Regions from separate parts of the Homo sapiens genome. Here all the other regions are linked to region 1. A link is a loop called in an ENCODE intact Hi-C map of the cell type or tissue named here. Cell type or tissue: A673. All regions are shown on one strand. Region 1 has its middle 12 kb from the start of CCNA1. Region 2 has its middle 48 kb from the start of CCNA1. Region 3 overlaps SUPT20H (SPT20 homolog, SAGA complex component). Region 4 overlaps SMAD9 (SMAD family member 9). Region 5 overlaps ALG5 (ALG5 dolichyl-phosphate beta-glucosyltransferase).

Evidence for each region. A loop is a pair of places that touch in the nucleus more often than their neighbours do. Peaks named below come from ENCODE experiments on the same cell type or tissue, not always from the same donor. Only the 100,000 strongest peaks of a DNase experiment are listed, where the experiment ranks them.
Region 2: it touches region 1 in a loop (5-fold over the local background); 7 of 110 quality-filtered maps call a loop at or near these places.
Region 3: it touches region 1 in a loop (4-fold over the local background); 11 of 110 quality-filtered maps call a loop at or near these places.
Region 4: it touches region 1 in a loop (4-fold over the local background); 15 of 110 quality-filtered maps call a loop at or near these places.
Region 5: a loop joins it to region 1, with 2.7 times the contacts of the local background. A loop is called at or near these places in 32 of 110 quality-filtered maps.

What each region holds. Positions count from the first base shown.
Region 1 is chr13:36,417,538-36,422,537 of GRCh38, reverse strand. No RefSeq gene overlaps it. Among named protein-coding and RNA genes, the nearest start is that of CCNA1, 12 kb to the left of the region's middle. In A673, CTCF peaks have their summits at 1,798 and 2,001 (motif pointing left); DNase peaks (open chromatin) are centred at 1,947 and 4,267; H3K4me3 peaks cover 1,099 bases; H3K27ac peaks cover 2,538 bases.
Region 2 is chr13:36,478,273-36,483,272 of GRCh38, reverse strand. No RefSeq gene overlaps it. Among named protein-coding and RNA genes, the nearest start is that of CCNA1, 48 kb to the right of the region's middle. In A673, no CTCF peak of the experiment used is centred here; DNase peaks (open chromatin) are centred at 2,012, 2,332 and 2,942; H3K27ac peaks cover 4,839 bases.
Region 3 is chr13:37,047,683-37,052,682 of GRCh38, reverse strand. SUPT20H (SPT20 homolog, SAGA complex component) reads left to right here. Exons shown (of 26, transcript NM_001014286.3): 2 at 1,100-1,195; 3 at 4,084-4,119; 4 at 4,747-4,805. The coding sequence starts at 1,193. Among named protein-coding and RNA genes, the nearest start is that of SUPT20H, 9.5 kb to the left of the region's middle. In A673, a CTCF peak has its summit at 2,678; no DNase peak of the experiment used is centred here.
Region 4 is chr13:36,848,975-36,853,974 of GRCh38, reverse strand. SMAD9 (SMAD family member 9) reads left to right here. Exons shown (of 7, transcript NM_001127217.3): 6 at 300-556. Among named protein-coding and RNA genes, the nearest start is that of RFXAP, 32 kb to the right of the region's middle. In A673, a CTCF peak has its summit at 2,994; a DNase peak (open chromatin) is centred at 2,974; H3K27ac peaks cover 1,164 bases.
Region 5 is chr13:36,979,341-36,984,340 of GRCh38, reverse strand. The region is part of intron 6 of ALG5 (ALG5 dolichyl-phosphate beta-glucosyltransferase); the gene reads left to right. Among named protein-coding and RNA genes, the nearest start is that of ALG5, 17 kb to the left of the region's middle. In A673, a CTCF peak has its summit at 2,969 (motif pointing right); a DNase peak (open chromatin) is centred at 3,000; H3K27ac peaks cover 2,641 bases.

The sequences.
Region 1 (5,000 bases):
TAATATTTTTTCTGACTGAATGAGGCAGCTTGGTGGCTCTATCCATGATATCAGAATTATTTATTACTATTTTTGGTTTTTATTGACAAAGAATATCTTTTTTCATCCATCAGTTTCCATTACTGAACACGTTGCCTGATCAACAGTGAAAAAAAGTCCACCTGAAGTACAGTGTTCTCTGTGTATATGAAAAGCACAACACATTTTCATTTATTCCAATAATAGACACAGAAGTTGCATAAATGAGTAACAAAGAGTCTTATGCAAAGTTTAGTCTTTTAGGAGACTTTAGTCTTATTTAGTCAAATACACAACACAAGGTAATTAGAGTGAAGTAAAAATTTTCTAAGAAGTCCAGAGAAAGTTCTGGTTAAAAGCCACATATGTTTTCAGTTAATTACAGAAATGAGGAAAGGTTTCTTGAAAATGGTGATTTTGTGTTTAGCCTTGAAATCTGGATCTGGTTTTGATCTGCAGGGTTTGGGGAACCTATTTTAGGAAAAGAGTTCTGCATAAGTAAAGACTCTGAGAAGATGATTATAAAACATGTTTTGGATTATGCTGATGTCCTATAACACCTGAGATTATAGTAAAGGATACACTTTACAATCAGGAACATTGGGATAATGTCCTGTAGTATTTTTGAATGCTAGAATAAGGAGTTTGCTGTGGCACTTTTGAACAGAGGAATGATGAAGTTAGAGCTATATTTATAGAAGAACCATCTGAGAGCAATGAGTAGCCTGGGATTTGGGAGTAGGAGATGTTCAGGAAACACTTGCTAGAGGAAATGATGACCTGAACAGGATCATGCCCTGAACACAGAAAGAACAGGAGGTTCAGTGAAGTCACTCTGACCACAGAATCTAGATGACTTAGCAACTGACTGTATGCTGGCTTTGAAGGAGAAGATGGAGACAAACATATTTTGCAATTTCTAGGTCAGGTTGATGACAGGATAGTGGAGCCAGAAGATTAGCTAAATTCTGAGGAAAAAGAAAGTGAAGAGCAAGTTTGATTTCAGACATCTTAATCATAAAGTCTTTTCTAATAATTGCCCAGAACTGCCACATTTCCCTCCACCTCCATCCCTACATATGTATGAGTTTTGATAATAATGAATTCTCCTTATTAACAGAGATTGATTATGGAGTTGGAGATAAAAGTAGATTGATTGTAATACATTTGATACAATGTACCCCCACTGTAAAATAATTATTAGTAGTTAGACAGCTATTCTAGGAAAACCCACGAAGAGGGAAAGAGCAACAGCTTCCTGTCTACCATTTCAGGGTCCCACTCTCCCATTCAAAAGGCCCTCTTCCAAAATCGTGAGTCCCCTAGCGTCATGGATGACATCTTCCTCAACTTTGCAAGCTCTTTTCCTGGCATAGTGCTCAGAACATAGTAGGCACTTCATAAATGTTTGTTGATTAAGTGATTGAACAATAAGATGCAAGTTATGCTTGTTCCAAAAATGAGAAAAAGATGGCCTCTCTATATTGGTTTTATGTGGCTTACTTCTTCATTACTGACCAAGACCATTGGCTCAAAAGCCTGCCGGCAGCAAACTCAAATTCTTGTACAGCCAATTGTTTTAAATATGGCCCAAGAAAGCATATTTTTTAGTCATTCAGAGCCTGCCTGCTTTGCTTACCCCAGAAACTCCACCGACATCTGTTAGCCTTAGATATGCCAGACCCTGAGGCTATGGAAGACCCAAGTCCGTGCTGTTCTTCCTAACTCTCTGACCCAGAGCCTCCCACATCGTGAGGCTGAGGGACATCACCTAGCCAGGTAACCCCCTTTCTCTGATTTTCCACTCCCCAGGGAGTTCCCTTGCTCTCTTCCCCTTTGGGTGGTGGCCCCACGCCATGGTCTCTGGAAGGTCTCCAAGAGCCCTGGGCTTCACCCCCACCTACACTCCTACATGCCAGCCTGTCCAAGCACCACACAAAGCACTTTGTGTACTGCTGCCACCTGGTGGTCATATCTTTCCCCTACCAGCCCCGAAATTGCTGCTTTCATGACATTATTGTACGTGTATGAGGGAGGAAATCTGATGTATTAAATTGCTTTTTCAAACCTATGTGTTTTTTTCTTTCTTCCTTCTTAGGAATTTCATATTTTGTCACTCACTGAAAAAATTCTTAGATCTGAAAAGCTAGGAGGGTACTTGGAGATCATTTCATTAATCCCTGTCTTATGTAGGTGAGAAAACCTTGGTTCAGACCTATTTCCATCAAATTAAATTTCTCAAAGTGACGTTTCAGAAGTAAATTAACACTAATGAATTCTAATTCTAGGATTTATACTAAGAAACTAATCATAAATAGGTTCACCTATAGAGCTTTTTATAATAGAGAAATTAAAAATCATCTGTATGTTTCAGATGAAGGGATTTGTTAAATGAAGTATAGGGCAGTAGTAGTCTATAGTGACAACTATGCAGCAGTATTCTGAAAAACTATTATAGAGTCATGTGAAATTATGTAGAGAAAAAGTGACATACAGAAATGTTCATAACATATTTTATGAGATAAAGTATAAAAACAGTAAGTTTAGTATGTTGGATTTTCACTTAAAATTTTTATATGCTTGGAAGAAGCACCAAAAATAAATATGAAATATTAAGTAGTTATCTGTTTGCATCGCAGGATTAGCTGATCCTAATTGAATTCATTTGGTTTATCTGTAGTTTCTAAATTTCCTATAATAAAAATATTAATTGCTGAATAATTAAAAAATTATTAAAGAAGTCAATTATCATGGCAAGCTGCAAGTTCAAGCTAAATGTGTTATCCAGTAGAACTTTCTGGCTGGGCACGGTGGCCCACGCCTGTAATCCCAGCACTGTGGGAGGCCGAGGCAGCTGGATCACTTGAGGTCAGGAGTTTGAGACCAGCCTGGCCAACATGGTGAAACCCCGTCTCTAGTAAAAATACAAAAATTCGCCAGGCATGGTGGTGCACGTCTGTAATTCCAGCTACTCGGGAGGCTGAGGCACGAGAATCACTTGAACCCAGCAGGTGGAGGCTGCAGTGAGCAGAGATTTCCCCCACTGCACTCCAGCCTGGGTGACAAAGTGAGACTCTGTCTCAAAAACAAAAACAAAAACAATAAAAAACTTTCTGCAGTGATGAAAATGTTCTGTATACCTACATTTCCTATGCCATGTGGCTACTGAGCATTGGAAATGAAGCCATTGCAACTGAATAACTGAATCTTTAATTTATGTAGTCACAGGCAGCTAGTGGCTACCATATTGGTTAATGCAGGATAGACTAGGTGGTAGTTGAGAACAGTCATAGCGCATTAAGAGTGATCATAATTAGTCTAGATCTGCTACTGTGTATGCAAATGTGTATGTTTTTCTTGACTAGCTTCCCCCTAAGTTATTATACCATAATTTAGGATAAAGTGTACCAATAAATGATGACATGAAACCATCTATGTAGAGGTTTTTTTGAGAAACAACTACTTCATCATGTGATTTATAAGGAAGATCCATTTATAAATGAACAAGGAGAGTTCGTCCAGAAATTACATCTTCCTTGTTAAAAAACTGTTCATTCTTTTCCAAGATCATGCAATAGTCCAGAGGTAGAACAAGAACAGCTAAAAGATCAATCTGGATTCTGCTAACCTGGCAAATTAACCCAACTTTTATCATTTAACTTTATAGATATACTACCTACTTAAATATGCTGAATGCTAGACTTACTTATATAATAGTAGTGTAAATTGTCGCTTAAGCTTCATTTTTGTTACTAAAGTTGTTATGTTAAATTTTGTGACCAAATTCATACCCTCCTTCCATAATTTAAGAATTTGCCTCTCAGATTGACATTCAGACTTGTGATATCCTCATTCCTCAGACAATGCTTCATCAGCACCCAAGATAAATCCTTATCTGAGATATGTTGCTTCGTTTCTTGCTTCGTGACTTAACAGACCCGTTATTTGTGTAAATGAGCCTTATTGGAATACAATGAGCTGCCTATCTGCTTTCTGGAAAATATGAAATAGATCATTTACGCAGCAGTGTGCTCACAGTTCTGCGTTTTGATACTATTGTTATTAGACTAACAGGTTCATGTGCCTGCTCTCAGACCAATACACTGAGACAGCAGAGAAAGTTTAATGATTACGAGGCAGACCAGTGGTAAGATGGGAGGAGACTCTTAACTCCATCTCCCTGAGGTGTTCTGGGCTGAAGTTTTTAAGGGGATTATGGAGAGTAAGGGGCTGGAAAATTGGAGTCATTGATTGGTTAGGGTAAGGGGCATGAAATCATCAGGATGTGGAAACTGCATTCTTTGGTGAGTCAGCTCTTTGTGGTATCCTTCAGAGCAGCTGGTGTTAGTAGTTTTACTGGTACAGGGGAACTGAAATCATATCTCAAATTGAAAACTCAATATTTCACAATGCTTCTGTTATCTATAGAGCAGTTAAGAAAAACGATAGTCTTATGACAAGGTCTAGTGATTCTGGAACGTTAAGCAGCAAACAATTATAAGGAAGCTGGTCAAAGAGCAGGCTGACCTAATGATTAATGTGACTATGCCGAAAGATTGGTTTATTTTTGTTTTGTTTCTCCACCTCCCTTATTTCCTGAGTAATTTTATAAAATTTATAGGGACAGTTTCACTTTTAGAACCAAAAATTTCTATTACTAGTTTACTTAATTGTGTAGACTTACTTTTCAATAGATAGATTCCAGAGTGCTTTCCTTTATATACTTATTTACCTAATAAAGCAAGCATACTGTATTGTGATGAAAAATTCTGGAGTTGTGATGAGAATAACATTAAGTATTAAGATGGTAAGTTTTTCAAGTAGAAATTTTCTGGGAGAAATCCTCACAATTACAAGGAATATGGAAGATATACAGCTAGAACTATGACTTTTTTGGCTTTCAAGTCCAAGATTATTTATAACAAATTAGAATTTTTTTCTGAAGCTAGCAGGCACAGTTACTAAAAGAGGAAGAGAAATAG
Region 2 (5,000 bases), 61 kb before region 1:
AATACCAAAACCAGACAAAGACACACCAACAAAAAGAAAAGTACAGGCCAAAATTCCTGATAAAGGTAGATGCAAAAATCCGCAAAACATATGCCAGCAAACCAAATCCAACAGCACATCAAGGTATATACCATGATCAAGAGGGATGTATCCCCCAAATGCAAGGATGATTCAAAATATGCGAGTCAATAAATGTGATCTATTTCATCAACAAAATGAAGAATAAAAACCATAGAATCATCTCAATAGATGTAGAAACAGCATTTGATAAGACTCAACATTTCTTCATGATAGAAACTCAAAACAAATTAGGTATAGAAGGAGTGTATCTCAACACAATAAAGGCCATAGATGACAGACCCACCACTGACAGCATGCTGAATGGGGAAAAGTTGGAAGCTTTTACTCTGATAATTAGAACGAGACAAATACACTCACTTTTACCGCTCTTATTTAAAATAGTACTGGAAGTTCTAGCCAGAGCAATTAGACAAGAGAAAGAAATAAAGGATCTCCAAATTGGAAAAGAGAAAGTCAAATTGTTCCTGTTTTCAGATAACTTGATCTTATATACAGAAAAAAACTGAAGACTCCACCAAAAAACTCAGGACTGATAAGTGAAGTCACAGTATACAAAATCGACATACAAAAATCAGTAGCATTCCTATACATAAACAACAAACTAGCTAAAAAAGAAATGATGAGAAACATCATCAATCAAATGATGAGAAAGAAACAAGGACTACCATGTGGTACATTCATTCCACTTCTGGATATATATCCAAAAAAAGGAAATCAATATATTGAAGAGTTATAGGATCAACTTAATTGTCCATCAACGGATGAATAGATAAAGAAAATAGGATACTATTTAGCCATAAAAAGAATAAAGTCCTGTCATTTGCAGCAACATGGATGAATCTGGAATCAACATTAAGTGAAATAAGCCAAGTACAGAAATACAAATATTACATGTTCTCACTCATATGTAGCGGCTAAGAAAGTATTATCTCATGAAGATAGAAAGTAGATTGCTGGTTACCAGAGGATAGGAAAAGTAGGGAGAAAGGAGGAGTGAAGAGAGGTTGATTAATGGGTACAAATAAACGGAAGAAGAAATAAAACCTAGTGTTCGATAAATCAGTAGAGTCACTATACTTAACAATAATCAATTGTACATTTCAAAATAGCTAGAAGAGAATAACTTGAATGTTTCTAGCATAAAGAAAATACACATATTTAATGTGATCAGTAGCTCAATTATGCTGAATTGATCTTCCCACATTATATGCATGTATTAAATTATCACAGATACCTGAAAATTGGTAGTTTTCTTTCTTTCTTTTTTTTTTTTTTGAGACCGAATCTCACTCTGTTGCCCAGGCAGGAGTGCAGTGGCATGATCTCGGCTCACTGCAACCTCTGCTGCCCAGGTTCAAGTGAGTCTCCTGCCTCAGCCTCCCTAGTAGCTGGGACTATAGGTGCCTGCCACCACACCCAGCTAATGTTTGCATTTTTAGTTGAGATGAGGTTTCACTATGTTGGCCAGGCTAGTCTCAAACTCCTGACCTCAGGTGATCCGCCCACCTCGGCCTACCAAAGTGGGTACATTTATTATGTATCAATAAAATATATAAAACAGAAAAGAGATATGATTCTGAAAAGAGAAGAAAGTGACGGAGTCTATGGCTTCTAGCCAGACATAAGAAAAAGCACTTTATTGGAGATTATATCTTATTGAAAAGCAATTTATTTCTGGTATGGCATGCATATTAAAATTCCTTCTTGTTGGCACATTTAATCCGTTTTTAGAATCCTTTGGAATATTAAATTTCTAATGTTTGAAGCTAAACCAAAACTGAACACTTTCAGGGGACAGAGTTGAAGCAGATAGAGCAAGCTGGAGGATTTTATAGTTATTCAAATGAGAGCTGGTGGTGGGAGCACAGGCTAGGGGGAGGAGCAGGCTGACTTGAAGGGCAAGCAGGAGGAGATGAGCAGAACATGCTCACTGTGCAAGAAATGCAGAGGAATTGAGGATGACTTCTAAAATTTGTTTGAGCAGCTGATGGTGTTGGTGCTATTTAAGGAGATGAGATTTGTGGTTGGGAGAAAGGTTGGAGGAAGTGCAATTAGGAGTTGTGGCCTCTCTCTCTTTCTTTCTTTTTCCTTCCTTCCTTCCTTCCTTCCTTCCTTCCTTCCTTCCTTCCTTCCTTCCTTCCTTCCTTCCTTCCTTCTCCATTCAGCCACTCTGTGTCTTTTAATTGGAAAATTGAGTCCATTTACATTCAGCATTAACACTGATAAATAAGGGCTTACCACCCTCACTTTGTTGCCCGTTTTCTGGTTGCTTGTAACTTCCTCTATTCCTTTCTTTCTTTCTCACTGCCTTCCTTTGTGGTTAATTTATTTTCACTGGTAGTATGTTTTAATTCATTGCTTTTTATTTTTAGTGAATCTATTATAGGTTTTTGTGTTGTGGTTACCATGAAGCTTACCAAAAAAATCTTATAGATATAACAAGTTATTTTAAAGAGATGACAACGTATCTTAGATCACAAAGAACAGAAGCCAACAAAGAGAAAACTAAAAAACCTCTACACTTTAAATTCATCCTACCCACATTTTGACTTTTTGTCATCTCAGTTTACATATTTTTATATTGTCTGTGTCTTACAAGATTGCATAGCTATCATTAGATTTGATAGATTTGTTTTTTAGACTTCATACTAAAGTTATGAGTGGATTGCAGTCACAATTACAGTACTAGAGAAATCTGGGTTTGTCCATGTATTTACTTTTACCAGTAGGTTTTATACCTTCACATGTTTTCTTTTTGCACATTAGTGTTGTTTTTTTCAGACTGAAGAACTTCCTTTAGCATTTCTTATAAGAAAGGTCTGGTAGTAGCGGTGATTAAATTATCTCAGCTTTTGTTTGTCTGGGGAAACACCTTATCTCTCCTTCACATTTGAAGAATAGTTTTGCTGGATACAGTATTCTTAAATAGCAGGGTTTTTTTCTTTTTCAACACTTGCAAAATGGCATCTTATTCCCCCTGACTAATATGGTTTCCTTTGTAAAGCCTGTTGCCAGAAGAATTGGAGCCCCTTTATATGTTATTTGCTTCTTTTCCATTGCTTTTTTAGGATACTGTCTTTGTCTTTGATTTTTGAAAGCTTGATTATTATATGCCTTGGTTGTCCTATTTGGGTTGGATCTGTTTGGAGTTCTCTGACCTTCCTATATGGATATTTACATCTTCCTCAAGTTTTGGAAAGTTTTCTGTTATTATTTCTTTGAATAATATTTCTACTCCTTGCTCTTGCTCAACTCCTTATTAAACACTAATAATCCTGAAATTTGACCTTTTGAAGTAATTTTCTATATTGTGTAGGCAATTGTCATTCCTTCTCATTCTTTTTTCTTTTTTCTTCTCTATGTATTTTCAAATAGCTTGTCTTAGATCTCACTTATTCTTTTCTCTGCTTGATCTGTTCTGCTGTTGAGAGCCTCAATTAAATTTTTCAGTTTGGCAAATGTATTTCTCAGATCCATGATTTCTATTGATTTGTTTTTATTACTTCAATCTCTTTGTTAAATTTATAATGCTAATATGTAATAAATTTATGAATTGCCTTTTCATGTTATCTTGATCACTGAGTTTCCTTTAAAATTGTTAATATGAATTCTTGGTCAGAGAACTCATGTAGCATCATCTTGTCACAGCCAATCACTGGTTTCTTGTTTTGTGAGGTCATGATTTTGTTTGCTTTTGTTTCTTGCATACATACTTTTATATTTTCGCATTGAAGTTTTAGTTATTTATTCCAGTTTTCTCTGTCTTGCTTGCTTTCATTTTCATTGGGTCTGTTTGCTCAGAGATTCTTTATAATTTACCTGTTAAATATTTTCCCCCACTAAGTGAGGAAAAATGATGCTGCTGCTGCAGTCTTTCCTAAAAAGGAGACAGCAACTTAGTGATTTGACTCAGTTCTAGTAAATGATTGGAGCACTGCCCACCTCACATGGGGGGTAGCTTAAACGGATATTCCAGTAGTGTGGGATGGCTAGTTAAGGGTTTGTGTCCAGAGGAACTGTGGAACATACCTTTTACAGCATGGCTACTGAACAGCCACTCTGATTTGGTGTTTCTTTTGGTTGAGTTACAAGCAGAATTTCCAGGGCTGGGGATGGGAGTCTTGCCTCCTCCTTTTGACTCTGCCTGTCTTCAGGAATACTTCTCCTTTTAGGCACTCATAATATTTCCTATGGATTGAAGAAGAGACAGCTTTCCTGCCAGGGAACCCAAGATGGTGGGGAAGCTGATCGTCCACCTCGCTTTCACTTTTCAAAGTGTCAAAATCTTGAGTCGGGGAAATTTTCCACATACTTGATGCTGGGCAGATTGGGGATGGGGGAGTGGTGTCACAGATATGGGAAATCCAATTCTCTTACTGTCGAATTAAAGTTTTTTAACTTCATTGTGGACCCAGGAGCTATCTCATCTTTATACTTGAGTTCTGGGATATTGCTAGTGATGATCTCAATACTGGGTATATATATATATATTCATTTTCTGTGGGGGAAGTGAAGCCAGCTTGCTTCTAAGCCACAATTTTTAAACCAGAATGATTTGAAGAGTATATTTCTTCCTATTTAAATAGTTCTACACAGAATAAGAAACTAAAAGTAATGGAGCAAAGCAATAATACACTTCTCAAAATGCAACTGAAAACAACCTGTTTCTTGAGAAAGATTAAGTGTGTGTGTGTGTGCATATGTATGTGTACATATATCAGCTTTAAGAAGCATGTATTAAATATTGCAGAATGCAACATTTGCTTATGTTTAGACCTTCTGTTAAAGTTTATTTCACTAGTTTCTTATTTATTTAATTAGAGTCGTACAACTGCATGAAAGAAAAGAAGAATCATTTGTACAAATAACAGAAAACCTATCAATTTCTTATACTTCCTCAACTCAAGCTCCTTTTATTT
Region 3 (5,000 bases), 630 kb before region 1:
CATTTGTCAATTTTGGCTTTTGTTGCAATTGCTTTTGGTGCTTTAGTCATGAAGTCTTTGCCCATGCCTATGTCCTGAATGGTATTGCCTAGGTTTTCTTCTAGGGTTTTTATGGTTTATGGTTTTATGGTTTTATGTTGTAAGTCTTTATTCCATCTTGAGTTAATTTTTGTTAAGGTGTAAGAAAGGGGTCCAATTTCTGTTTTCTGCATGTGGCTAGCCAGTCTTCCCAGGGCCATTTATTAGATAGGGAATCCTCTCCCCATTGCTTGTTTTTGTCAGGTTTGTCAAAGATTAGATGGTTGTAGATGTGTGGTGTTATTTCTGAGGCCTCTGTTCTGTTGGTCTGTATATCTGTTTTGGTACCAGTAGCATGCTGTTTTGGTTACTGTAGCATTGTATAGTTTGAAGTCAGACAGCATGATGCCTCCAGCTTTGTTCTTTTTGCTTAGGATTGTCTTGGCTATACAGGCTCTTTTTTGGTTCCACATGAAATTTAAAGTAGTATTTCCTAGTTTTGTGAAGAAAGTTAATGGTAGCTTGATGGTAATAGCATTGAATCTACGAGTACTTAGGGCAATATGGCCATTTTCACAATATTGATTCTTCCTATCCATGAGCATGGATTTTTTTTCTATTTGTTTGTGTCCTCTCTTATTAATAAGAGGATTTTTTATCAGCAGACATGATTATATCTGTGATTTGTAAAGTGAACTGGATAGTGATCAAGCCCAGTGGGCAAGCTATTAAAATAATTCAAAGGAAAAATGAGAATAGCAACAGTAGTGATAGAGAAGAGATTTTAAAAAATGTATTTTTTTTCTCTCTGGAGATGTTAAGTATTTTTGAGAAAAGGAGTAATAATTGTAACTTGGCAAGTGTGTTTTGCCTTTCCTAGTTGAAACTACTTTTCAGCAGTGAGTGGATAGGTTGTGGTACATGAATTTTATTGTTACTCATTATTAAAAAGTGTCTTAAAAATATGTATGTCTTAAAAATATAAGTAATTTTCCTTGTTAATTATGAAATATGTAATCTCTTTTTTTTTCTCTTAATAGCCTTATGTTAATATTGGGGTTTTATTGTTTTTGCTTTTCAGTACTGTAAGATTGATGTTAAAGGCATGGTGTTCACCCCACTTCATCAGCGTACATAAGTTATCTCTTCTTTTGGACCCTTATTTTATGCCATAATGGTAAGCTTCAGCTCAGTATGTTCAAATTTGTGTTTTAGAATGTTCTCTTCCTTCATCTTCATAAAGATATTTGTATGGTAGATATAGAAATACTCTTGTAAGCTGTACAGGTTATCCCAACTGGGAAATTACTTAGCAATCCCATTGCAAAGTCTTCTCTATAAAGTATATTGCTCACTAATCAGTGTTACAGTGATCACATTCATCCATCTATCTGTGCTTGTATTTATGAAGTATTAAAAATATTTACCTATATCTACTTTGCCATATTCCAAATCGTTGGCAAGGAGGATGGGTATAAATACAAATAGTTTTGGGGAGTATAGATTTCTCGTATTTTAAAGCTTTTCTTTAGATTTTATTAAAATTTAAAAACAAATGTAACCTGCTAACTGCATATAACGTATTTCAGGCAGCATCAGTGCTAATCTTCTAATGGCACATTTCTGTTCACTGACTTACAGTCACTAAACATAGTTAGGAGTAGGCATTTAACTTTTGCCATTAAGAAATGACAGACTAAGGGAGAAAAACACTTTTTAATGTTTTAAAGAAGCAGCAGCATTTGACAGAGAATAAATGAACATTGACCACCATGTTATTTATTTAGATAACCCCTATTCTGCGTCACAAACTTCAGAAAACATCTGTCTTCCTTCTCCTCTTGGTTCTTGCCTATCTACTCCTCCCCTATTAGAGAAAAGTAGAAGTATCACAGTGGGGTTCTGACAACACCTTGTATTTTGCATCTATATTACCTAATCATTTTCCTCTTAAGTTTTTGAAGGAGATAATGAATGAATGATGCTTTTATTTATGTATGTATGCATGTCTCACTAGACCCTTTGAAGTTTTAATTTCAGAAGATGAAATATTTACTTGAGATGACTGGCTGTTTAAAATTGTCCTAGACTATATATATTTGATTTTGTTTATTATAATTTTTTGATACAAACAAATTTTATGGGCAAAATTTAAAAGAACCTTCTGTATTTGTGAAGTGTATATGTACAGAATTATGTTTTCATGGTGGAACATGGGATCAGGGAAAATGGGAGTCAGGAATCTTAACTTGAATCCTGGGAACCAGTTTCATTGGGAATCCGCTTCTTATAAGTTTTTTTTTTTTTTTTTTTTTTTGGTAGTGACAGAATCTCACTATATTGTCCAGGCTGGTCTTGAACTCCTGATTTCCCACCTTGGCCTCCCAAAGCTTTGGAATTACAGGCATGTGCCACAGTGCCTGGCCAAGATTTTTTAACAAAGCAAATTAGTGTAGATTTATTATAACTGAACGTTTTGAAAAGATGGCAGATTTCAGACTTTGTTCACTTATCATATTTAGATATTTGATAATGTGGGTTTTTTATTGAACAGTGCAAGAAGGCCCACTATTTTTGGAATTATACAAATTCTCCATCCTTAGGACTAGGTGGTCACTTAAAAGTTCCCATGATTTCCAAAGGGTGGCAGTATTTGTTTTTCCCCCTTACCCTCCTGGGACTTTGGTGGGTGGTAGGAGTTTTTACCCACATGCAATTTGGTAGGTTGAGGTATTGGAATCTGCAAAATAAGACAGAAGAATTTAAGTCCTTTTAAATAAAAACTGAAAGTTCTGTGCCTCTTAATAAAATTTAAAAATGACTATCATTATGAATGAAAAAGACTATAAAACAGAAAACTAGAAAGAAAACCACTGGTGGTATATTTGGGTTTTGTTTTATTTGTTTGTTGTTTTTGTTTTTTTTGAGATGGAGTTTTGCCCTTTTTGCCCAGACTGTAGTACAATAGCACGATCTGGGCTCACTGCAACCTCTGCCTCCCGGGTTCAAGTGATTCTCCTTCCTCAGCCTCCTGAGTAGCTGGGACTACAGGCGCGTGCTACCACGCCCAGCTAATTTTGTATTTTTAGTAGAGATAGGGTTTCACCATGTTGGCCAGGCTGATCTTGAACTCCTTACCTCAGGTGATCCTCCCGCCTCAGCCTCTCAAAGTGCTGGGATTACAGGCATGAGCCACCATGCCTGGCCATGTTTAATTTTGTTTAGAACCTAGTACTTTTATTCATATGTGTCTTTAGAAATGATGGCTTTACAAATGAAGACATAGCATAGCTTCACCATGTTTTTTCCTCGTCTCTAAAAAATGAACGGATAGGGATCTACTAGTAGATCTCAAACCTTACATGTAGTAACAGTAATATATTTCATCAATTCTGAGGTTCATTTTCTTTTATATTTTAATATTACTGAATTGATGATGAGTTGATACTCAAGAATATCTTAGAATTGATAGCATATTTTTTTCTGTCTTAATGTTATGCAGAATAATGATGCATGCTTTCAATGGCATCTTGAATTCATTGAAACATGGCAATGATAGCCATCATTTATTCTTTCTAGGCACTGAGCTAGAGATGTTGTAGGTTTTTTTCATTAATATATTAGCAATTTCTAAGTTAATGTTAAGTGCCAGTACAACCGCACTCTCAATTTTCAAGATTTTTAGCAGATGAGGAGAGTTTAGCCTTTGGTTCATTTTGATTGTATACTTTATGGCCAGTATATTTTTTTGAATGGTGCTCTTAAAAATTAATGTCTATGAAGTGATGATAGCTGCCATATCCAAACCTCCCCTATATTAGCCTCACAAACACTGACCAGAGAGACCGTGTAAGCATTCTTATTTAGTTTGTTGTTAGTAATCAGGTGCCCAAGACTCATATTTTTTCTTTGTTATATATATATTGATCATAGAGTGGAGTGGAGGAGACAAATAAAGGAAAATATATTAGACCTGTTTTAGAAAACATTAGAAATGTTAAATGTATATTAAATTTTTTTGTGGAAATAACTAATATTACCAAATATACTATTTACTTTTTACAGCAACAAGCTTTAGAACTAGCTTTGGATCGTGCAGAGGTGAGGTGTGACTAAGTTACATATTGAAATAGTGTTGTCTTTAATTGACAAAAGCTCAGTTTTAAGAGATTTTTGTATGTGATTTTTAAAGGAGCACATTACTATTTTAGGACAAGTATGCATATCATTTTGCTGTAAATATATAAAAATACCAGGTGATATTTGGATCACCTGTTACTTGGAATCCTCAAGATAATAATGTTACAGAATAAAACTTACTTGAAGAAGGATATAGAATTTCTAAAATTGTATTTTCCTGTTTTGACAAGTTTTCTAATTACTCAAAGGAAAAAATAGCTAAGGTATACAGTATACAATTTTTCATACAGTAAGCATATTTTGAACAACCATAAAATATATTGATAATATTTCTGACCTGTGAAGTCATGGTTGTGAAACTATGATTTTGCTTATGGCAATGAAATACTCTGCTAAATCGTGGTGCAGTTCAAATTTCATTTGTTTGAAACTTATCTTTAGATGTTAAGTAGTTTTTCCTACAAGATGTAATTCAGAGAGTTAAGTGAATAGCCTTTTTAGCCTTACGTATGTTTTAGATATACTCAATACAGTTGTTCATAGTCAAAAGCAAAAAGCAAGCTGTTCTCATAAACTTTTGTTTTTTAGTATGTCATTGAAAGTGCCCGACAGAGACCTCCTAAAAGGAAATACCTATCAAGTGGAAGGTATGAATAATTAATTGGTAACATCTTAGATTCATTGAAATATGATGATAGCTACCTTTTATTGCATTCCTCGTAGGGACTGAGCTAGAAATTTTATAGGTTCTTTGCATGTATTAGGAATTTCTAAGTTGATGTTAGCTACTATATTCAGCTCCACCCCAGTTTTTGGGAAATTGAGGCAAAAATGTGAAAATT
Region 4 (5,000 bases), 430 kb before region 1:
GTTGGCCAGGCTAGTCTTGAACTCCCGACCTCAAATGATCTGCCCACGTCGGGCTTCCAAAGTGCTGGGATTACAGGCGTGAGCCACCGCACCCAGCTGCGATCCACTTTTAAATGGATTTGTGGAAAAAGCACAGATTATCATTAAACTAAGCGGCATTTAGGTCACACATCTCATTCATCTGATCAGTGATCTGACAACCTGATGGGAGAGTCACATCTCCTAGGGTTTCAGGAATCAGTGGGAGAGGCACGCTATGAAAGGGCATGTGAAGGAAGGCTGTGTTTTTGTGTCTGCAGGTGTGCACTTGTACTACGTCGGGGGAGAGGTGTATGCCGAGTGCGTGAGTGACAGCAGCATCTTTGTGCAGAGCCGGAACTGCAACTATCAACACGGCTTCCACCCAGCTACCGTCTGCAAGATCCCCAGCGGCTGCAGCCTCAAGGTCTTCAACAACCAGCTCTTCGCTCAGCTCCTGGCCCAGTCAGTTCACCACGGCTTTGAAGTCGTGTATGAACTGACCAAGATGTGTACTATCCGGATGAGTTTTGTTAAGGTAAGGAGTGCTTGCTATCACGTTATAAAATGTTCAGTGAAAAACAAAACAAAAAAGCACCCTGACTGATGTGGCAGGCAGTTGTGCGGTCAATTCTGATAGACAAAACCAATTTATTATTATTATTATTTTTTGAGACGGAGTTTCACTCTGTCACACAGGCTGGAGTGCAGTGGCATGATCTTGGCTCACTGCAACCTCTGCCTCCCGGGTTCAAGCGATTTTCCTACCTCAGCCTCCCGGGTAGCTGGGACTACAGGCACGCACCACCACGCTTGGCTGATTTCTGTATTTTTAGTAGAGACAGGGTTTCACCATATTGGCCAGAGTGGTCTTGAACTCCTGACCTTGTGATCCTCCCATCTTGGCCTCCCAAAGTGCTGGGATTACAGGCGTGAGCCACCGCGCCCAGCCCAAAACCAATTTTTTTGAATTCTATTGTTTTTAGGAGGAGTTCCTCTTTGAGTATAAACTGTCTTGTTTAGCAATTATATGAAAATTGTTACACATTACTTTTGAGGAAAAACAAGGTGGCTATTTGATTGTTTTTAATGCAGATGATAAAGTAACAACAGTAATTTTACAGGACTAGTGCAACAGAGATTTTTTCCATCCTTCCAATTGCCAAGCACTGTTATCACTCAGTGAATGTTGGTGAATTTATCTGAATTCAGTAAGATACTCTCCTTACTCTTAGAAAGCATACAGGCACATGGAGGAGATAATATTTATGAATAAGCTACAAAAATAGGCAGGGTTGGTTCTAATACAAGATAATAAACTAAGTAGTGTTATAAAGGTATAAACAATTTGGAATAGAAACGGGTGTGATTAATTCAGAGAGCAGTATATGTTCTGTTGATGAATATTTGTTGAATTTCTCATATCGAATCTTATTAAGGTTGCTATGAAGGCTGGAGAACCAAGGAAGTTTCTTAGTGGGAAGGAAAGACAACTGGGTTTGTATATGGAAGTGAAAGCCTTCAGTTTCATCACCTGCTATTTTGTCTGTTGCAAAGTACTCGCAAATGAGTCTAGTATTTCAAAATATGGGCTTATCAAAGTATCGGGGTATGTGTGACAGTTTTCTTACTGCCATGATTCCATCCAGGGAATCAGCATGGCTTGTTCCAGGCATTTTTTTCAAAGTAAATTTTATTAGCACTTTAAAATTACCATGACAAATAATTTTTCTATACTCAAATTATGTTTTTATTATCACTTTAGTAATTATTTAAAAAGTAAGAACAATATAGTTTCCAATTTTAAAAAACAGCTGCTTGAAATTATTTCTCTTTCATGGTGACAAAGCAGTTTCATTCAAATTTAGTGTTTTGAAAGCATATATTATAAAGTTATATTAACAAATAACTTCGAAATCTTTTCAAATGTTCTGTTGCTTTAGAAACGGCAGAGGGCATCATTTGAATCATACAGTTTTTTTTTTTTCCGGGTCTGTGTTTTTAAAATTAGGATGAAATGCCAATATCTCATAGGTAATTATTTCACTCTGATTAAATATAAGCTTATATAGAAATCTGATTTTCCTAATAACTAGATACATTTCTCAGATAGGCAGCATTTACATTCATAAAGCTACACAATTGACACAGAAGACAAACTGTTCCTAATACTGCAGGAACTTTTAAAATAAATACATAGTAAATATAACTATAGATCATTTTTTTTTAACATTTGAGATGAGCAGCTGTAGCTACCACTGGGCTGATGGATCAGATCTCTTTAAGGTTTCTTTCAGCTCTGATTTTTACTGATTCTAGGACTTAGTCAGTCAACAAATGTTTATTGAGCACCTGCCATGTGCAGGCCAGGCACGTGGGACATGCCAATGTTTACTCACAGATCTCTGACCTCAGGGAACCAATATTCTAGGAAGGAGAGATGGATAATAAACAACAGCCAAAACACAGAAGAAGGATGGAAAGAGAAAGTCTGGGGGCAGGGTGAAGGGAATTGGAGCACGGGGGCAGTGGAGTCATCTGCACATGAGGGTGGGCCTCATTGAAAAGGTGACAGGTCAGCAGAGACTGGAAGGAGACATGGAGCTAGGCCCAGGGACCCCTGGAGGAAGAGCAGAAGAAGAGGGAAGAGCAAGGCAACAGCATACACCTGGAAACTCTGAAGAGCAGGCAGGCCAGTGTGGCTGGGGCCTAATGAGCAGGGGAAGTGAGATGAGAGCAGCCGCAGGGAACCATAGCAAGGCCTCCTGAACCTCTGCTACGAGTTCAGCGGTGACTGTAAGGAGGTGGCGAGCTTTTGCAGGGATCAGAGCAGAGCATTTTCATGATCTAACTTCTATTCTTAAAGGATCGCCCTGCCTGCTGTGTGGAGGATAGATATTATACAGGCAAGGTTGCAAGTAGGGAAACCACTTAGGAGGCTATAGTAATAGTCAGGTGAGAGTCGCCCCCACCTGGAGGGATCCAGTACAGCTGTGAGAAGTGGAAGGATTCTGAATTGTGAAGGCGGATCAGGCGTGGGAGAAAAAGAGGAAGATGAAGTTAGTTGCCTTCAATCAAGATGGAGAAGACGCAGGTGTAATTGAGATGTCCGTTGCATTCAAGTGGAGTTGCTGAGTAGCCAGTTCGATATAAGAGTCTGGATTCGGGGAGAGAGGTTTGGGCTTGAAATACAAATTTGGGAATTGTCTGCAAAGGGACCGTATTTAACTCCCTAAGTGTGGATGAGAACACCAAAGGTTTGAGTTTAAACTGAGAAGAGCCGGGCGTGGTGGCTCATGCCTGTAATCCCAGCACTTTGGGAGGCTAAGGTGGGTGGATTGCTTGAGGTCAGGAGTTCAAGACTAGCCTGGCCAACATGGCAAAACCCCATCTCTACTAAAAATACAAAAATTAGCCAGGCGTGGTGGCGCGTGCCTGTAATCTCAGCACTTGGGAGGCTTAGGCAGGAGAATCGCTTGAACCTCGGAGGCAGAGGTTGCAGTGAGCTGAGATCGCACCATTGCACTCCAGCCTGGGTGACAGAGCCAGACTCCATCTCAAAAAAATTAAAATAAATAAATAAGAAAGGGGGCTCTAGGACTGAGCCCTGGGACACTTCAACATTTAAAGATGGGACAGAAGGGACAGAATCAGCAAAGAAAACTGAGAAAGACCAACCAGTGAGGTAGTAATAAGACCAAGAAGTGTGGTGCTTTGGAAGCCGAGAAAAGACAGTGCATTGATGAGAGGATGTGATGAACTAAATCAAATGCTGCCCACATAACACAAAGGCTGAGAGCTGATCATTCATTTTAACAATATGAAGGCCTTTTTTGATCTTGACAAGAAAAGTTTTGTTGGCGGCTGGGGTGAGATGATGATCAGAATGGATTTAAGAGAGAATGGAAGGAGACAAATTGAGATGGCTAGTATGGATGACTCTTCTGAGGGTTTTTGCCAGAAATGGGATAAAAACATAGGGCAGTAGCTGGTGGGGGGTGGAGAAGTATCTTGAAGGTGGAAGACATTTCAGTGTGTTCATATGTTGACGGGAATGATATAGTAGACGCAAAAGATTGCAGGAGAGAAGGGGAAGATTTGCTGGAATGATGTCTCTGGGAAGGCAGGTCTGAGAGTGCATTAATGGGTGGACCAGCTTATTTGGAAACACAAATAATTAATCTGTGGTAAGAGGTAGAAAGGCCAAGTATGTGGATGCAGGTCCTGTGGAAACTTATTTCTGATGTATTCATTTTTCTCATTAAAATACAAAATAAATATCAGTTGCAGGTATGGACAGGGAAAAAGGGGTTGCAGGTTTTAGTGGGGAGGAGCGATCACCTAGGAGGGGGACATGAGAGAAGGGACTGGGGGGTGGGTTGTGACTGCCGGGGACATCACAGGTCCACTTGAGGTTCTCAGTCATGAAAGTAAAATGTGATCAGGCAGCATGGTTGTGTTGAAATCCAAGTTTTAAAAAACTCTACAGAGAATCACTGCTCCCAGTCACAGAACTGATTTACTTGGCTGTGATCTCCCTTCATTTTTAAATATCCTTTCATTGATATATAACATATAGAGAAAAATATGCAAATTAAAAAAAAAAATTTTAACTGTCTCTCCTTTGAATGGTGATAAAAGGGAAATTGCCAGTTGAACTAGAGAGAGAGAGAGAGAGAGAATAAGCAAGCTTTGATAATGAGCCCTGAAAAACCAAGAGCGCCTTCCAGTTCTGTCTTTACCACTTTCAGGTCCAGTCACTGGTCTGCAGTAACCATTTTGTGCAAGACACTGTCCTGGGCATGAAGGGGTGAACAAAAGGTCAAGTTTCTTCCTTTGTGGAAGGGAAAATGATTTTTCAGTGCTTCCCGTGTGACTGGAGTGCCAGAACCTCTCTAGATCCGAGTATTCAGTTGTGAACCCTGAGGGAATGCACTGATTTGGATTCATCTGAAGGCATCTGGTTGGTGTGAGAGTTGACC
Region 5 (5,000 bases), 560 kb before region 1:
TCACTTGAGGCCAGGAGTTTGAGCCCAGCCTGGGCAACATAACAAGACCCCATCTCTGTAAAAATAAGAGAAAAATTAACAGGGTGTGGTGGTGTATGCGTCTAGTCCCAGCTACTTAGGAGGCTGAGGCAGGAGGATCATTTGAGCCCAGCAGTTTGAGGTTATAGTGAGCTGTGATTGCCCCACCGCACTCCAGCCTCAGTGACAAAGCAAGAGCCTGTCTCAAAAAAAAAAAAAAAATTACAGAACTAAGGAAACAAATTGAGACCAAAATAAGATGAATATGTAAAACTATCTATGAATGAAATAGACCTAGTTTAGAACTGAATATTATTACATATTTATTAAGATCCTGTTATAGCAAAAACCAAACCAAACAACACAAAAAGGTAAACATATAAGGCCCCCCCAAATTTAATAATAATTACAGAAAAACTCACTGCATATCCTTCTAGAAATAAATATTTATTTAATTCCACACTTTGTGAAGTATATTTCTCCCCCACCATCATCCATCCCCATCCCTTGTATTTCTAGCTGTTTTTTTTGTTTTTTTCTAGGTGTTTTTTGTTTTTTTAAGATTCTAAGTGAATCAACTAATATAATTCTTAAGAGAATTAGCTGTAAAGATATTCATACCATTGCTCTTCAGACAAGTAGCACTAGCTGCATGTGTCTATTTAAATTTAAATAAAATGAAAATTTAGTTCCTCAGTTTCATTGGCCACATTTAAATTACTTGTTGCTAAAAGCTACCTTTTTTTTTTTTAAAGGAGATAAGGTCTTACTGTGTTGCCCAGGCTGGACTCAAACTCCATCCTCCTGCCTCAGCTTCCTGAATAGCTGGGACTACAGAAGTGAGCCACCATGCCCCGCTTGTTGTATAGCATTTCCATCATCACAAAAAGTTCTCTGGCTTATAACATGATATGAATTTATTGTTGGATATGTTGTAGTTCACTCTTACTAAAAAAGTATTTCATGTCCAACATCTTAGTAAATCATGATAGGCTAAAAGGAAAATCTCATTCATAAAGTTACTTGGTGTGATTTCCTGATTTTCTCCAGAGGACCCCAAGAGAAACTTGATAAATATTTCCCTTGCATTATCTTTCTAGAGGGAGTCACTCAGTGGGAGGGAGGGCATAAGGCATCAGATTTTTAGCAGCTGATTTTGTCATTCAGCAGTAGGGCAAAGATAATTTAAATGATTTTGCTGATGTTAGGGAGTGAACCAAACAATAAAACAAAAATCTGAACTTTATTCTTATAAATCTAGTTCCTTTATACTACTCTGTAAAGAAAAGGAGTTCTGATGCCATATTTTTTCCTTATCATAATCCCATTTACTACACTGTTACTAGAAATGTTAAGTTTTAAAGAATTAAAGCATGTGATTATCATTAAGCTATTAATTCGTAGCCTTGGTTTTACAGCACCTTAAAGTATCCCTAATTATTTAAGTGTCCCAGCTCAATTGAATTAATTTGAATTAAATTTAGTAAGTTTTATTAATATGCATCATGTAATACTCTTTGCAGGAGGTGGAAAGGAGGCAAATAAATGATAGGTGGTTAAAGTTACAAAATTCATAGTTTTTGGATCCACCCAGTGAAAAATATGGTTCTGACAAAGCTTATAAACAGCCAGTCATTGCTCTCAGAAAACTTACATTCTGAAGTTGACATGCATAGAGAAATTAGAAGAAATCTTCTTACTTATGTAATTCAGGTGTTAGAGAACTTTTTCTGTAAAGGACCATATAGTAAATATTTCAGCTTTAAAGCCAGTCAGCCTCTGTGGCAGCTGCTCAACGCTCTATTGTAGCATGAAAGTAGACATAGATAAAATACATCCTTTATTTACACAAATAAGCAGCAGATCAGATTTGGGCTACAGGCTATAGTTTGCTGACTCTTAAATCTAATTTAATCATTTATCCAATATTGGAAAGTTTTTACAACTACCTAGTGATCTTTCAGCCTCTACTGCATAGCTCTAGTGATGCTTAAGCAGCTCATTCTGTCTCAGCTCAGCTGTGAAGTTCCTCTAGACACCAAATGCAAATATGTCTCCTTTTAATCACCCCCTTCCATTGTTTCTGTCTTCTGTAGCTACACAAAATTATCTACTCCACTTCTTTGTGACAGCCCTTCAGAGAGTCAAAGCTGTTTTCCATGTGTATTCTCTGTTTTAGGCTGTCAGTTCTTACGGTTTTTGTTGTTGTTGTTTGTTTGTTTGTTTGTTTTTGAGACAGAGTCTCGCTTTGTCATCCAGGCTGGAGTGCAGTGGCGCAATCTCAGCTTACTGCAAGCTCCGCCTCCCGGGTTCACACCATTCTCCTGCCTCAGCCTCCCCAGTAGCTGGGACTACAGGCGCCTGCCACCATGCCCGGCTAATTTTTTTTTGTATTTTTAGTAGAGACAGGGTTTCACCGTGTTAGCCAGGATGGTCTCTATCTCCTGACTTCGTGATCCACCAGCCACGGCCTCCCAAAAGTGCTGGGATTACAGGCATGAACCACTGCGCCTGGCCCAGTTCTTACAGTTTTTAAACATAGCATATTTTTTTCTTATAATTTTCCACTGAAGATGTGTCTGTTCGTGTGGATTTGGTTTCCACATTACATTGTTACTTCGTACAGGTATTGCCAACTCTTTTTCCTGTTCATTGCCTTTGAACTTTGTCTCTCCATCTCTATACTGGTGTGGATTTCTTTCTGTGTTCTTTTGCTTTGTTTTCAGGAATGGAATTGTGGCTAGTTATCTCAACTTCAACTTGTTAGATTTCTGTGTCTAAAAGTGTAGGTTCTTGTTCTATCTTAGGGCAATAGCTGTTTTCTCAATTCATTTAAGCCACAAATTTGATAAGCATGCCTTGCATGTATTTCCCTAAGCCCTAATAAAAATAGCGACTGAAATAGTTCAGAAAATAATGAAACAGGAACGTGGGTTTTGTAGTCAAGTCCTATAATTACGTGACTGTCTCACTAGATGGCAGTCATTAGCTTAAATATCTTTTACAATATTGCTTTGACCATTTAAGTCATTTCTTTAGTACGTTTTACAGTGGTTTCTAATGTCTTCTTTCTTAGCTGATTTTTTTTTAATGACTACAAAAAGAAATTTATTACTACTTGCTTGTATTTCCTCTTAGAGTAACCAGGTTACATGTTCTGGTTCTGATGATTCTTATACAAAGTCATCTTACAAAAGTTGCCTACAATTTCTTTTCTGATAATAAGTGCTCCTGTAAGGTTTTAAACTACATGTATATAATTTAAGTAGAGCTTTGTATAATACATACAAATAAAATAGGGCATTTACATTTTCATACTAAAAATTTTATTTTATTTTATTTTATTTTTGAGACAGGGTCTCCCTGTGTCACCTGGGTTGGAGTGCAGTGGCTCAATCTCAGCTCACTGCAACCTCTGCCTCTTGGGCTTAAGCGATTCTCGTGCCTCAGCCTCCCGAGTAGCTGGAATTACAGGCACGCACCACCACGCCAGGCTATTTTTTGTGTTTTTTGGTAGAGATGGGGTTTCACTGTGTTGGCCAGGCTGGTCTCAAACTCCTGGCCTCAAGTGATCTGCCTGCCTCGGCCTCCCAAATTGTGGGGATTAGGAGCATGGGCCACCACGCTCAGCCAAAACTTTCATTTATATTTTACTTGTATTTTCTTTTCCCACATCTTTGTTTTTTAATATGCAAAGCTTTCCTCTCAGATTTTCAGTTTCCTAACTGGTAGTTAGTCTACCTCTTTTTAAAAATATGCTTGTTTTTTAGTAATTTTTCTAAGCAAAGTATATGCTGGCCAGGCACAGTGGCTCACATCTGTAATCCCAGCGCTTTGAGAGGCCATGGTGGGAGGATCGTTTGAGGCCAGGAGTATGAGACCAGCCTGGCCAACATAGCGAAATCCCGTCTCTACTAAAAATTAGCCAGGTGTCGTAGCGCACACCTGTAAGCCCAGCTACTCGGGAAGCTGAGGCATGAGAATCACTAGAACCTGGGAGGCAGAGGTTGCAGTGAGTCGGGACTGCGCCACTGCACTCCACCTTGGTCAACAGAGAGAGACTCTGTCTCAAAAAATAATAAAAAATTTTTTCAAAAAATAATCCCAAAGTATATGATGATCACTTGTTCAGTTGCTTAACTTTTCTAAATAGAATCAAAAATCCCTAACAGGCAAAATAAATGCTAAAAAGTGTGTATTTCATGATCATAGAGTCATTTCTCAGGCTGTGACTTAGGTTTTAAATTATTTTATTTATTTTTTATTATTATTTTTTGAGACAAGGTCTCATTCTGTCACCCAGCCTGGAGTGCAGTGATGCGATCTTGGCTCACTGCAACCTCTGCTTCCAGGGTTCAAGCAAATCTCATGTGTCAACCTCCCGAGTAGCTGAGAGTGCATGTGCAAACCACCATGCCTGGTTAATTGTTTGGTATTTTTAGCAGATGAGGTTTCACCATGTTGCCGAGGCTGGTCTTGAACTCCTGACCTCAAGCAGTCAGCCCTCCTTGGCCCCCAAAGTGCTGGGATTACAGGCTGAGTCACCACGCCTGGCCCTTAAATTCTGATTTAGACATAGCTCTAACAAGCTGAGTTTTTAGTTTTTTAAGCCCACAGATGACTAGAATTAATGGATATGAAAAAGATACGGAGAAAAATTACATTAAGAAGAACCATAGGAAGCAGATCTTAACTACACGCACAACTCAGTCTGGAGTGCTGGGTTGCTTACTAATGACCCTGAATGCTCTTCTATCTCTAATATAGTAATCCTTGGCCAGTTCTAGTTTTGTATACCAATGATTCATATCTGCGTGCATGGTTTGGTTCCTTAAAAGAATGTGACAGTTAGTCCTTCTCCCTTTTTTTGTGGACCATGTGAGCAAGTCTAAGAAGCTGGTATGTTTGTTTCACCCTCTCAATATATGGGTAGAAAAGCAGGCTTCCAAAAGAGAACTCAACCTCCAAAGTCATTTGTTTTA